Linked DNA regions of Mus musculus: all the other regions are linked to region 2. A link is a loop called in an ENCODE intact Hi-C map of the cell type or tissue named here. Cell type or tissue: left cerebral cortex. All regions are shown on one strand.

What was found. Hi-C counts contacts between places; a loop is a spot of excess contacts. Peaks named below come from ENCODE experiments on the same cell type or tissue, not always from the same donor. Only the 100,000 strongest peaks of a DNase experiment are listed, where the experiment ranks them.
Region 1: it touches region 2 in a loop (4-fold over the local background); 6 of 42 quality-filtered maps call a loop at or near these places.
Region 3: it touches region 2 in a loop (2.2-fold over the local background); 7 of 42 quality-filtered maps call a loop at or near these places.

What each region holds. Positions count from the first base shown.
Region 1 is chr14:75,961,477-75,963,976 of GRCm38, reverse strand. All of the region lies in intron 4 of Gtf2f2 (general transcription factor IIF, polypeptide 2), which reads left to right. It overlaps Kctd4 (potassium channel tetramerisation domain containing 4), which reads right to left. Exons shown (of 2, transcript NM_026214.3): 2 at 1-1,579. The coding sequence starts at 1,386. The coding sequence ends at 607. Among named protein-coding and RNA genes, the nearest start is that of Kctd4, 7.7 kb to the right of the region's middle. In left cerebral cortex, a CTCF peak has its summit at 1,546; DNase peaks (open chromatin) are centred at 644 and 1,510; H3K4me3 peaks cover 1,850 bases; H3K27ac peaks cover 2,171 bases.
Region 2 is chr14:75,898,324-75,900,823 of GRCm38, reverse strand. The region is part of intron 7 of Gtf2f2 (general transcription factor IIF, polypeptide 2); the gene reads left to right. Among named protein-coding and RNA genes, the nearest start is that of Gm52138, 8.9 kb to the right of the region's middle. In left cerebral cortex, a CTCF peak has its summit at 1,105 (motif pointing left); DNase peaks (open chromatin) are centred at 300 and 1,070; H3K27ac peaks cover 1,862 bases.
Region 3 is chr14:76,478,904-76,481,403 of GRCm38, reverse strand. All of the region lies in intron 1 of Tsc22d1 (TSC22 domain family, member 1), which reads right to left. Among named protein-coding and RNA genes, the nearest start is that of 4930444M15Rik, 41 kb to the left of the region's middle. In left cerebral cortex, a CTCF peak has its summit at 1,472 (motif pointing left); a DNase peak (open chromatin) is centred at 1,431.

The DNA.
Region 1 (2,500 bases), 63 kb before region 2:
AGCAGTTTCCTAGAAATTTTCAGCAAAATATCAATTTAGCCATAATTCTAGTATGAAATACAGGAGCTATAATAAAGCTTTTGGTGCCTGCTATTTTAAAAGTCAAATCAGTAGCTCGAATGTGTTTTACAGTCACATTTTGATTCACTGTTACCCCTGCTTTAGGTAGCTCTGTACATTTATTTTGCTCTCCATGTTTATTTTATAAACCAGTTCATCTTCTTCATGGATTTTTGCTCTTAAGTAGAAAAGATTTTGAATCGTATGTTGTTAGCATTTGCAGTAGTGAATGATAGATGAAGTACCCAAGACATTCTCATTGAAAGACAGCTTAAGGGAAAAAAAAAAAAAAATAAATAGCAAAAGCATTGTCTTTATTTACAGTTTAGAAGACCACAGCTTCACTGTCGGTGGAAATGTGATGGCAGAACACCCCAGAGAAGGACATCTTTAGTGATAGATTTACATACCGTTAGCTCACAGTACTTGCTTAGCAGCCGGGCTCTGGACTAGCTGGCTGGGCACGTTGTTTGGGATGCCTTTGATTCTGTGGCTTCTGAAGCTTGCTGGCTGCATGCTTGTTGCCTTTGTTCATGAGACAGGTAATTACTTGATAAAATGAAGTGCATCGCTGTGAACAATTGACCCTTTGGAGCAGTCCAGGCTAGTCAGCAGTCTAAACCCACATTTTAAAGCCATCATTATGGCCTCAAACTTAAGAGTTTCCAAGGTGCAGACAAAGGTGTTGTCTTCCTTTAGTACAAGTCGAGTGCCGTTCTCAGACTTGATGAAGTATTTAAATTGAATGATATTTGACGACACAGAGAACTCCTCTGGAAACCCATCCAGCCTGCTTTTGGATACCAGAACAATGCGAGATTTTATTTTTGATATGAAATCAGGAGCATTACAGAAGATTCTCAGTCCTTGTGAGCGATCGTGATTATCTGTTATTTCCAAGAAAGTAGTCTCTCGGGGGGTCAGCTGTTCTTTTTCCCACCTGGATTTCACCTCCTCTGCCAGCCCCTTGAGCTGGAAGAATTCTGCTTCTTGAGCAAGAAGTTGATTTTCTCGAAATCCTTCGGGTAGTAGAAGTTCTCCATTTCGTAGGAAGTTTAGGACATGCCTGAAGAGAAGCCCGTCCCTGTCTATGAAGTAATGGCCATCAGCATCGAATGGACAGAGGATTTTCCCATTTACGATACCTTCAAGGAAAGTGTCTGGGTACTTGGTCAGTGTCTGCTTTTGAGTAATATATAAATATCCACCAACGTTGAGGGTCATCAGCGTGGATTTGCAGTTCTTGCCTTGCTCGGCATCTTCCACGCTGTTGTGCCTCCCTTCGTACTCCCTTTCCTTTTCTCTTCTGATTATTTTACGCTCCATTTTCAAGATGCTATTTCAGCTTGTTCTTCTTGGCTTGGAGATTTTTTTTTCCTTTTAAAAAAGAAACACTACCACACAAGCACGCCTTTATTCCTTCCCAGCCTGGCGATGCAATGAAATGCTGGTAGCACCGCCTGCGCTGGCAGCTGGGTTTTGCAGTAGGTGGCGTGTCAGCTATGCATGCAGGAGCTTTCTGGAGTAAGACGGAAAAGAGAATTTGCATTTAACTGTATCAGGGAAGGGATTTGTTGCAAAAGGATTTCTATGTCTATTTTATGAGTAAAGGAGACGTATTCAGGGCAAATTGACTTTCCTCTAACAAACTGCCACTCCACTTTAATTCCCAGGTAAATAAGAATTTCTGTCCATTTCTAAAGGTCTAAGGCATTGCTTAGTGTAAGTCATTAGACTAATACTGAGTTACACTGTCACCTTTTGGAAATAGAATGTGTTGCACTGGTATTATTTCAAATAAATCATAATAGGAGTCCTAAGGTGAAAGAAACTAGCATATAGATTTTTTTCCTATAAAAGTATAGTGTTTGCAGTGTTGTAGACCCAGACAAAAGTATTTAGGCTTGCTGTTGTGACACTGAATTTGAATTTAGTTGAATTTGTATGTGTTTTGGATTTGGGTCTCTTTGTTAAATGAGAAGAAGTTTGCATAACTTCTTTTCATACAAGGTTGTTTATTTACTTATTTTTTTTACTAAAAAGTTGAAAAAAGTCATGTAGACTGGTTTTGTAGTATTCATTCACATTTTGTTAGTTACAATTTCCTGTAAGAAATCCATGAGCTCATTTTACCCTGCTTCAGTGCTGCAGAGAAGGCTATAGCCATGTAGCCATGTACATTCAGAGAGAAAGCTGATTCTACATGCCTACTCTGTTATAGTGTCGTGGGCAAGTTCGGGTTTACTTGTTGTCTCACAGAGAGTGACAGAATAGTGTGAGTTGAATGCATTCCTGTCCCTTCGTCTTTAAAAATGCCTTCCAGAGCATTTTAGGATTCTGAGCTTATACTTTTAGAATCAGAGCCCCAGATATAGAAATCTGGGTGTGTTTCCAGTATGCATTACTTGAGCAACCTGTCTACTAAATTACCCTGAGGAAC
Region 2 (2,500 bases):
TGGTACCCCAGAAGACACACATTCCCCTGCACCACCTGGGCACACAGTGGGCACTTGCTTTAAGCTTTTAGGGCCAGTTTTTGTAACTAGATGCCAAGCAGGGTTTGTGATTAACTTACTGAAAGCCTTAGGAGTGGTAATCTCCCTGTCTGAGCTGTTCTTAATCAAGTTCAGTTGAGTTATTATTATGTAAATAATGCTTATCACTGAAATATCTGACAAAATGCAGATCAGGCTTCTTAGGTTTGGTAGAGCTGGAGAAGAAAAGAACTGCATTGGCTGGCTGGCTGGCAGCAGAGAAACTAAATCACAGGCTGCTTGCACCTAGTCCTAAAACTTCCTAAAATTTAAGGAAATTTGAAAACAACCCTGCAGAGTTGTGGCCTAGTCAGGTGCTATGGTTCTGATTCTGTTTTGTTACTTGACCAGGTGAGTAGAATGTGGTCATCTCATTCCCTCCTTGTAGTGAGTCCGTGGGCTACATTACCAAGAGAAAGAGGAGTGCATGGGAACGGCTGGTTTGTAGAATGAAAACTTTTTTGGTTGTGAGCTTAGCCTCTCATCACTGAACCCTCTCTCCACCCCAGTGAAGACTTTCTTACCATGTCATGTTGACCCCTCTTCTGGCTTTTCTGTTTTCTTGGCTAAGATTACAGATAAGCACAGAACTCGGAGTTAGAAGAGCTGCTTTTTTCTGGGTTGCTGAAATGCTCCTGGTGATTGCTGTTTGTGTTTGGGCCACTGCTATCCATCCACAACTGTGTGATTGTTTGTGCAACAGGATCTTAGCAGCCTCACAATGAACCATTCTTTGGAATTTTACAAAGATGTCATTCTTGGCACCTAAACTGAAAATCATTTGTGCCTAACCCATCATTTTCCATTTATGAATCCAGTTTAATTAGAAAGTAGTTTATGAACAGTGCCCCATTTTTCAAGTGTAATTTGAAATAGCAGATGGCAGACGTGCACATTACCTGCTTGCCCAAGCCTAAATGCTTACTCATTCACACTCATGCCTTTAGCAAAGCCAACTATAGAAGGTGTGGGAGGCAGGCAAACCGCCTGGGGAACCCAGGCCTCATTGAGCTCGTTGCTGCCACCTGCTGGGGCCTGTTTGTGGAAGGCTGTCCAATAGACAGATGCTAAGCTTTCCAGTGACCTCACCGAGCTCTAGTCTCTGCTGTTACATTTCTAAAAGACAAGCCTGGTAGTAGTGGTGCATGCCTTTAATTCCAGTACTCAGGAGGTGGAGGCAGAGGCAGGCTGATCTCTCAGTTCCAGGCCAGCCTGGTCTACAGAGAGAGTTTCAGAACAGCCAGAGTTACATAGTGAGACCTTGTCTCAAAAAGAAACAAACTTCTAGATGGCAGCCTATCTGTGGGTTAATGGATTGTGCTCCATTGTTTCAGATCAGCAGGTAGGGATTTGACTATTTGGTAACATGGCCCCTTGAGGTTCTGAGAACAAAGGATATCAAGAGCTCAAAATCCCTGGAGTGTGGGAGCTGTAACAGCCTCGGAGCAGATAGCGTGATCTTCAGAATCTTGGCTAGGGACTTGGACAGAGAAAGGAAGAACACAAATTTGAGCTCAGTCTGGACCGCCTAATGACACCATGTCTCAAAAAAACAAGGACAGTTTGGGTCTGGTGGCACTTGGAGGCAGAGCCAGGGAGATCTCCCCTAGTTTAGGGCAAGCCTGGTCTACATAGAATGTTGCAGGCTAGCCTAGGCTGTATTGTCAGACCCTATTTATAAAGGGAGGGGTCATAGTGGCAAATGCCTTTAATCCCAGTACTCTGAAAGCAGAGGCAGGTAAATGTCTGAGTTTGAAGCTAGCTGGTTTCATAAGAGAGTTCCTGGCCAGCCAGGGCTACAGAGTAAAATCCTGTCCATATGTGCACACACAGGGGTTTGTTAAAGATTCACACATAATGTGGTTTGGGTAGTAGTGCATTCGGTGCAAATATTATCTAGACAGGAGTTCTTCAACCATTAGTGCCTCTCGTTTTGGTGAATTATATATCCTCCTGCAGTGAGAAGAGCCATCTTGACATTGTGCCTAGTTCTTTGAAGCAGATACTCAGAAGTTGGATTGGGTGGGGTGTTTGTTAGTTGGTTGGTTGGTTGGCAGGACACATCACTTGTGAATAATTAGCTTTCTTTTCTAGAGGTTACTGTCATTTGTATTATTGGTCAATGGGTGCTTCAGTGGGCTTTGGCAAACAAAGGCAGGGTTTTGTAGTCCACTTAACACAGTCTTAATTTCCACGACTCCAGTAATCATTTGGGAAGCAGGTTCTGGGGACATAAAATAATGTAAGCCGAGCACAGGAAGCCTGCGCCCTCTCGTTCTTAGTCTTCTCTCTGCTATGGCAGGCTCGGGCAACACAAAGTTTCAGGCTACCCCTTTCCTTATTCCACAGGGAAGGGGTAGTCTGAAACTCAGAAGATCCATCTTAGGTCAGATGGGGTGTGGCTCACGATTTTATTCCCTGC
Region 3 (2,500 bases), 580 kb before region 2:
AGGTTAAGAGTCCTGCTACTAGGGAAAGCTGGGAAGAGAGGCTCAAGTGTCCATGGTCCATGGTCAGGCAAAACGTAGCTCCTGCATAACGGCTGGTGGCTTCTCTATAGTGTGCGTGTAAGAGACAGTGCAGCCAGTGCAACACTGGGGGAAACACTCCCATGACTTGATAACTACTGCAGCCATGTGTAAAATCCACAGCAGAGCCAGTGTTGGGACATTACAGAGACCCAGAAAAGCAGAGGGCTGCCTTGAATCATCAGTACCTTAGCCACTGCTCTCTCAGCGCTCATGAAACCACAGATAGGATCTTAATCTTGGGCCAGTGAATTCTATGTATTACCTTTATTTTTTTAAAGAATTACTTATTTTATGTATGAGTACACTGTCACTGTCTTCAGACACAGCAGAAGAGGGCATCAGATCCCATTACAGATGGTTGTGAGCCACAATGTGGTTGCTGGGAATTGAACTCAGGACCTCTGGAAGAGCAGTCAGGGCTCTTAACCGCTGAGCCATCTCTCCAGCACCTATAAATTACATTAAGACTGGAAAAACATGCAAATAACTAATGGCAGGAACAACGTCAGTAGACAACTTGGCTACCGTACAGACTCACAAAACCACCACAGACCCGGAAGCAGGGAAGAGCGAAGCTTTGATGAACACTAATGTTCTGGTCCAGGAGACAGACGACTTACCCAATGCTGTGTCACCAGAACCACAAACTGCTTTGAACAGCCAAACTCAGTGTGAGCCACCCCCGTACTCCGTGTCATCTCCTCCAAACAAACTGTCTACACACGAGAGGCTCAAGGACTGCAGGAAAGACCCCTTAGCATACTTTAGATGAGACCTTACATCTACAGGACGCCTCTCCCAGCACCACGGTGTGTCACCTTGCCACAGTGGCCTGTGATAAATAAAACTCAAGACGTCACAGTGCCTTCCTCCCCTCAACCGATATGACAAAACCCCTGAGAGAAGGCAGGGCTGGCCTGCCACTGTGTGCTATTTAATTTTGCAGAAAGCAGCCATGTTCTATCACACTAGACTAGAGACCAGCACTTGGCATTATTAATAGGAAAACTAACGCAAATAAAGGAAAAAAAAAAAAAAAGCAAGATGGAATCAGGCAGCGTTTAACTGCCCAGGTGCATGCCCTTGCCAGGGCCTCTATCCCTTCCCTTCCACCCCTCACTGCTCCATCTTAGTCCTTAGTCTACGCAGTCACTGCTATCTAGAGGGTTTCCTGATAACAACCACACTACATTGTACCGTTTAAGACACCAGGAAAGCCTGGGATGAGGCTCAGAGAGCATTCCATCATAAAAGTTAAACTGTAAAGCTCTGCTATATAAAACAGTTAACATTTAACAGAAAAACTTTGATTTCTGCATAACCACGAGCTTGCTCTGCACGGAACCAAAGGGAACCTACAAACATACAAGCCTGCCACCTTGTGGAACACATGCAGAATTACAACCTCCGAGCTAAATGTACTAAAATATACTAGATATTAAAAAACAGTAATCAAGATAACATATCCATTCTAAAACATTAAATATTAGTGGAGAGGTCCACTAGCATTCATTCAACTGGTTGTTATTAATGTTTTATTTAGTGAAATCATTTGGAATCAAAACTAAAGTTTCTCTTTAGACATGAGCAGAATTGCTCCCGTAGATAGTGGAATAAACTTGGGGTCTCATCCCCTCTTAGTTACAATAGCCACCACCTATGCTTAATGAACACAACACGGCAACTCCACTGCCCACCAACAGCACCACTGGACCAATTTTACCCTATGAAGGAGAATTCCTATACAATCTTTACTATTTCATAATTAGACTGCAATGAGTCCAAACTCTCAGAAGAATCTACTCATTACTTCTTGATAACAAACTGCCACAAAAGAGCCTGGTCTAAAATAGCGAATAAAAGACAGAAAAAACCATTGACTTTTTCCGAGTACCTGCTGCAGTCATGGATTTTTCAGAAAGCAGTAGCCTTTGGGGAAACACAGCCTCCTTTGACGCTGAGGGTTAGCCGTGGCTCTTGTGAGAACATGGGCTGCCAGGTTACAGAAACTCCTTGTGAATGTGGCTCAGTGCGATCCACAGAGCTTCCGATGGCCCTGGGTCTGGTCCTTTCCGGGTTCCTATAACAGTCTGCGTGTCCACCTTGGGGAGGAAATAATCCTACGGCCTAAGGGACTGACAAACTCTTAGAACAGTGCTAATGTACTTCCTGCTTCCAAGGATTTAGTTATTAAACCTGGACAGGATGGACAAAAGCTACAGAGACAAAAATGGAGAATCTGTTCCAAACGTCTTTTTTTTCAGATAAGGATTCCATCTTTTGGCGAAGTGTTTTCCTTTGTTCTGTTTTGTTCTTCACAAACAACAAAACAAAACTTGTAGGCGAGAAGCAGGGAGATCATTACTTTTTTTTTCTGCTCTACAATTCCATCTGAAGGAAACTGGAAAACTGACTATCT